2 separate regions of the Homo sapiens genome follow, and region 2 is linked to region 1. A link is a contact called in ENCODE Hi-C or POLR2A ChIA-PET data. All regions are on one chromosome and are shown on one strand. Each heading gives the region's core, a stretch centred on a gene start or an enhancer-like site at or near the end of the contact. The rest is flanking DNA. Distances are from core to core; before and after follow the strand shown.

Evidence for each region. Hi-C counts contacts between places; a loop is a spot of excess contacts on that map. ChIA-PET counts read pairs that join two places held with the same protein, here RNA polymerase II (POLR2A). Pooled maps may share reads with other maps.
Region 2: a map of PC-9 shows a loop between it and region 1 (10-fold over the local background). The contact joins two enhancer-like sites. A Hi-C loop is called at or near these places in 6 of 168 maps with a recorded cell type or tissue (B cell, Caco-2, Calu3 and 3 more), 7 of 37 single-sample maps with no recorded cell type and 8 of 50 pooled maps. POLR2A ChIA-PET finds 5 or more read pairs at or near these places in 1 of 52 experiments (WTC11).

The regions. Positions count from the first base shown.
Region 1 is chr6:11,495,626-11,498,478 of GRCh38, reverse strand. The region is part of intron 3 of LOC105374928 (a long non-coding RNA gene); the gene reads right to left. Among named protein-coding and RNA genes, the nearest start is that of TMEM170B, 41 kb to the left of the region's middle. Within about 2 kb of position 1,603, at least 3 of the 41 ENCODE cell types and tissues checked have a DNase peak (open chromatin) inside an H3K27ac peak, as active enhancers do.
Region 2 is chr6:11,342,952-11,345,651 of GRCh38, reverse strand. It overlaps a transcript of NEDD9 not described here. Among named protein-coding and RNA genes, the nearest start is that of NEDD9, 110 kb to the right of the region's middle. RefSeq lists an enhancer at 496-1,695. Within about 2 kb of position 1,256, at least 5 of the 41 ENCODE cell types and tissues checked have a DNase peak (open chromatin) inside an H3K27ac peak, as active enhancers do.

The DNA.
Region 1 (2,853 bases), core at 354-2,853:
GGCGCGGTGGCAGGCGCCTGTAATCCCAGCTACTCAGGAGGCTGAGGCAGGAGAATGGTGTGAACCCGGGAGGCGGAGCTTGCAGTGAGCCAAGATAGCGCCACTGCAGTCCCGCCTGGGCGAAAGAGCCAGACTCCGTCTCAAAAAAACAAAAAGACTGCAGTTCCAGCTCACAAATTGGGCAACATGATTATTGGCAGCTTTGAGTTGTGCCTGAAGCACAAAAAGGCTAGAGATGCAGGTCTGTCACCTGTGAAAGGGGAGGGAGAAGGAGGGTTAGTTAGGAAGAGTCTCAAACTGCAGTGCTGTCCTGCAAAAGTCTCAGCCAGCCCAACAGAGAGCTCCAGAGCAAAGGCTGCCTGTTGGAGAAGTTCCATGATGAACAGAAAGGGCCAGGCCCTGGCACGCCCACTGTGCTCATTAGCTGTTAAAGGTCTGCCTAGGAAAAGCATGGCCTCAGCTCAACTGCTGTGGCTAAGCAACCAGAGGCACTGCAACCAAGGCCATCACCTAACTGCACCCTCACAGCTAATCTACAAGTTCTTTCTTGAAGGGAGATCATAATAGCTCCATATCCCCATATTGGAGAGAATTCTCACTCTGCATTCTGCCAAGGAGCTGGTGTGTGTGTGCGTTTGTGTGTGTGTGTGTGTGTGTATGCACACATGTGACAAAGGTTTATTTAACTTATCAATGAATGAAGAAGGAGAAGAAAAATTACTATATATAGTCAATGAACAAAAAGAATGCTGGAATAAGACTGCAAGTGAAGTTGAAACTGGTAAATTATAAAACAACACAACTATAATCTGTAGGATTTATATTTCCTACTGGACAGAAATGAATTGCAACATAATGATCCTCCACAAGTTAACATTAACTTTACAAGAGTCTCACCTTCATCAATAGCAAATAATCAAAGTAACTTTCTTCCTGTAAAACTTCCCAACTGGGGGAACATTTGCCCTCTCCTCACCCCAGAGATATCTGACAATGTCTGGAGACATTTGTGGCTATCGCAACTAAAGGGATGAAGGTGTGCTACTGGTGTCTGGTGGGCAGGGGCCAGGGATACTGCTAAATGACCTATTACGCCCTGAACAGCCCCCACGGCAAAGAATTACCCAGACCAAAATTTCAATAGCGCCAAGACTGAGAATCGTGTACAGATGACACTTTTGACAGCTTATTAGGCAATGCTCTAGTATGACACCGAAAGGGCGTAAGAAGATCTTTAATGTTTCCTTCTGCTTTCACTTAAATGTAAAATTGGGATAATGATATATCGAAGCAACTTCATTTACGGTGAAGGATGATTAAATAAAACAATTGTGGTTGATTGTATTTTTACAAAGATGATGCACAAATATATATCCCATCCCACATGCTCTTCTTCTGACGTGACACTGACATTCCTGTATTGAGGGGTGGAGGCTATGTTCCCTTCCCTTGAACCTGGGTAGACGTTTGCAATTACCTCTATCAACAGAACACAGCAGAAGTGACATTTCCTGACCTCTGAGGCTGGATCATAAAAAGCAACACGGCTTCCTCCTGGCTCTCTTTCTGGGGACACCACCTTGGATGTTCTGAGCCAACATGAAACAAGTCTGGCTATGCTTGAGAAACCCTAAAGAGGGACTACATAGAGACAGAGAGAAGCTCCCACCCCAGCCTGTCCAGTCTTATCAGCTCAGACACCAGACACGGGAGCGAATGAGGCTTTACAATAACCCCAAGTACTGTCTGATTGCGATCTCATGTGAAAGAAGCCTCCAGGCAGAACCACCCGACAGAGCTCCTTCTGAATTCCTGGCCCATAGACACCGTGGGAGATAATAAATGATTTTGTTGTCTTAAGCTTCTATATTTTAAGATGATTTGTTCCATAGCAACAGACACTAAAACAACCATACAAAAATAGTCCTTAGCACCCTGCATGGAAAGTGAGTTAACTGGTCACTCTTGTGGGGTAGTTTTAGTATTTTTAAGTAATATTTATGTAGTATTTTTACTGTTTCCGTGCGCAAGAGGGCACACTGTCCGTTGACAGCCCTCATACATGGAGGTGTAATTTTCTAATCAAAGCACCAGGTGGAGCCAACCCCTAATTTTTCACTGTCCCTTTCAGAGGGTGAACTTGACAAAATGGAAAAAAGGCTTCAGAATCAAACTAGCATGTTTAGGGCGATGTGTTAGAGAATGCTCAGTATTCTAAATTCTCAAATTCTAAAACACAAGGAAGCTTATTTTGATGAATAACTCATCCCTAGGCAGGGTGTACGCACAAAAAACAAGAAAATCCTTTTTTTTCCTTTGTTAAATGCAACAGAGAAGGTTATGCTTTCTTTAAACCCTGAAAAGGAAAAGAGATCTGCCAGCCTATGATTTCTAAACAATACTGTACTTAATTTTTGCCATTATCTAGACACATAGCTAATGCAAGTCTCTGTTTGCTGTTTGCTTCTGACAGTAAGACAATATTTCTGAATACTGATTTATGGGACTCAGATAACATCTGTACCACAATTTTAGCTTAAACATTTTTAGGTTTACATGTTTTCTAGTCCTTTATTTTGTATACACGAATTTAATGCTCTAGTGGCTGTGAAAATGGGCCATGATTCCGATTGCAGGAAATCTGGGAACCAAATCCCTTAAAATGAATTGGGTGAACCAAATACATTGTATCTCCCTCTTGTCAGAGAAATTCAAAGCAGACTCTACCCATCAGCATTCACTGTAACCTGAGCAGGTTGGCAACCCGTCCTTATTATGATGATCTGCCAGTGCCTATGTAACTCCTGAAGGCTGATGCCTCTACCCTGAGATGGCTCAAGGATGGTTAGGGCA
Region 2 (2,700 bases), core at 7-2,506, 150 kb after region 1:
GCGGAAGACAGGAGAGCTAAGAGCAGTTCCCATCTTGTATGATCTAAGGTTCCCCTGGAAGTGAAGCCACGATCCCCTGTAGCTATCACAGCATAGGGATGTGCGGAGATCCTGGCTCCACATATAGTTGGCAGGAGGTGAGTCTCCTTTAAGGTGTTCAAATGTAGCACACACACACACACACTCTCTCTCTCTCACCTGCTGTCTTGCTCGATGCTCCATCTCTTCTATTGCTGTCCTGAGAACCAAGACAGCTCCATGTACAAGTAACTCAAAACCCTGACACTCCCTCACACTGCCCAAAACAAGACACTGTCAAAATAAGTCACAGATGTCACAGTTCCTTGTCACTCAGTTTTCTTGGCTTAGATTTAAAGCATTAAATCAGCTCATCTTCATCTCTCATTCCCTAGCCCCAGCTCTTCCCTGCTGAGTTATCTTTGATATTCCCTTGGGTGGATTTCTTCTCCCTCCTTCTTCTCTAAGAATCTGTAAGTTTATTTTCTCTCTTACTCTCACTCCCCTTCTCATCCTGCCTCACCCCGGTCCCTCTTTCTAAGCCCTCTTCTCCACCGCCCTATTCTAGACAAGATCTTACAAAAATACCTTTCTTCCATAATATCTTCTCTACTTCCACAAGAATTCCCCCAGATTCCTTTCCTTTTTGTTGAAAGGGCTGACTCCTGGCATTTATAATTTTAACCAGCAGAAGGGCTTGAAATGAGAAGTATGAGTACTTCGACTCTTTTCCACACCTGTTCCCAATCTCCACTTTTTTTTGAATACTGACTCTGTAATGGGTGGAGAGTAGGGGAAAAGAAAGAGAGATGGGAAAACAAGAAATGAAAGGGATTTTTAGTAATAAAAGCAAATGAGGAGATAAGGTAACTGTGTTCTGAACATCAGGGCTGGAGAGGCTGATGCTCATGATGGACACAGGAGGAGAGGCGCAGTGCTGGCTAACAACCTGGACACAGCACCAAGCAGATTGTAGTCACATGCTAAAGCATGTGCTATGCCATCTAGGTGCAGTAGAGATCAGCCATAGGCTGGAGTTTGCCCCGAAGGAGGTGGCATTGAGGTCACACACTGCAGAGTCATCCACATGACTTTGTAGATTGGAATCTTATTTTATCAACTGCTTACCTGAAATAAACATGCCCCACCTGAAACTTAAATGCAGCTTGATCTTTTCTTTGGAAGAGTGTGATGCTTACGACAGGAATGTGTTGCCATGGGATGCTGCTGATATTTTGTCCACACTCCTATCTTAGCCTTTCGCCACTTTGAAGGTGCCCTCTTTCTCCAGGATAAACATCTTCAACAACGGGGACTTTCCAACAGAGTGGACCAGGTGAATTTTTTTAACTCTCTGGAATTTGATGTTATGTGAGATTTCTAACTGTGGAATTGCGCTCACATTCATGTTAGAATATTATGTCTATCACATATTCTTATCAGCACATTTTTGTAGCCAGAGATGTATGCAACCCAAGTGTCATGAGCCCACTACACCTAAGAGTTTAGACTTACTAATTCACTGAAAACTTAAAAGAGGCCAGGATGTAGTAGATTGCTTGGTGATAGATAGCAGCCTACTCACCCTGTCTCTTGAGAAATAACTTCACTTCTCTCCCCCTTATCCTAATTCTCTAAAACAGTCCTATCTTCCAATGGATAAAGTACAGACAGATATCTGGTTACCTTTATTGTAAACATCTATAGTTCACCCAAGAGCCTAGATGAAGCACCTCACATAGCATGCCAACTGCTGGCCCGTGTATTTAGTCTATGTTTAATACCCTTTTACTTAGGTTTCTTGCCCTGTAAATTGGAATTAGACTAAAATCTGGTGTCTTGAGTTTCACAGCATATTGAGTTTCACAGTATGATTTTAGCCTGTCTACTCATCTTATATCTGATAGCAGTAAAGAAGGTAAATTCATTCATTCATATATTCCTTTATTCATTCATTCATGTAAATTTATTGAGCATGCATTTTGTGCTAGGCACTGTTCTTGGTATGGTCCACAGCTCTGAACATAACAGGCAAAAGTTCTTGCCCAAATGGAAGTTACATTCTAGGAGGTAATATAAAGCAAGACAAAAATATCCAGTGTGTTAGACAGAGATATGTGCTAGGGAGTAGTGGAGTAGTGGGGTGCAGTTTTAAATAGGGTACTCAGGGAAAGCCTCATTGAGAAGGTACTTTTTTTTTTTTTTGAGACAGAGCCACCTTCTGTTGCCCAGGCTAGAGTGCAGTGGCGCCATCTCCACTCACTGCAACCTCTGCCTCCCAGATTCAAGCAATTCTCCTGCCTCAGCCTCCTGAGTAGCTGGGATTACAGGCGCATGACACCACACCCAGCTAATTTTTTGTACTTTTAGTAGAAACGGGGTTTCACCATGTTAGTCAGGCTGGTCTCGAACTCCTGACCTCATGATCCACCCGCCTCAGCCTCCCAAAGTGCTGGGATTACAGACGTGAGCCACGGCACTGGGCCGAAGTTACCTTTTTTAAGGTTTTTTTTTTCAGCCAATGTTACCATGGTGTAATTTATCTTCTGTAAAATTCCCACATTTTAAGTGTACAGATGAGTGGCTTTTGACTAATGTATACATCCACTACCCTAATCAAGCTACAGAAAATTTCCATTTCCTTGAAACGTCCCTCTTTCTTTTTCATATTTAGTCTCCTAC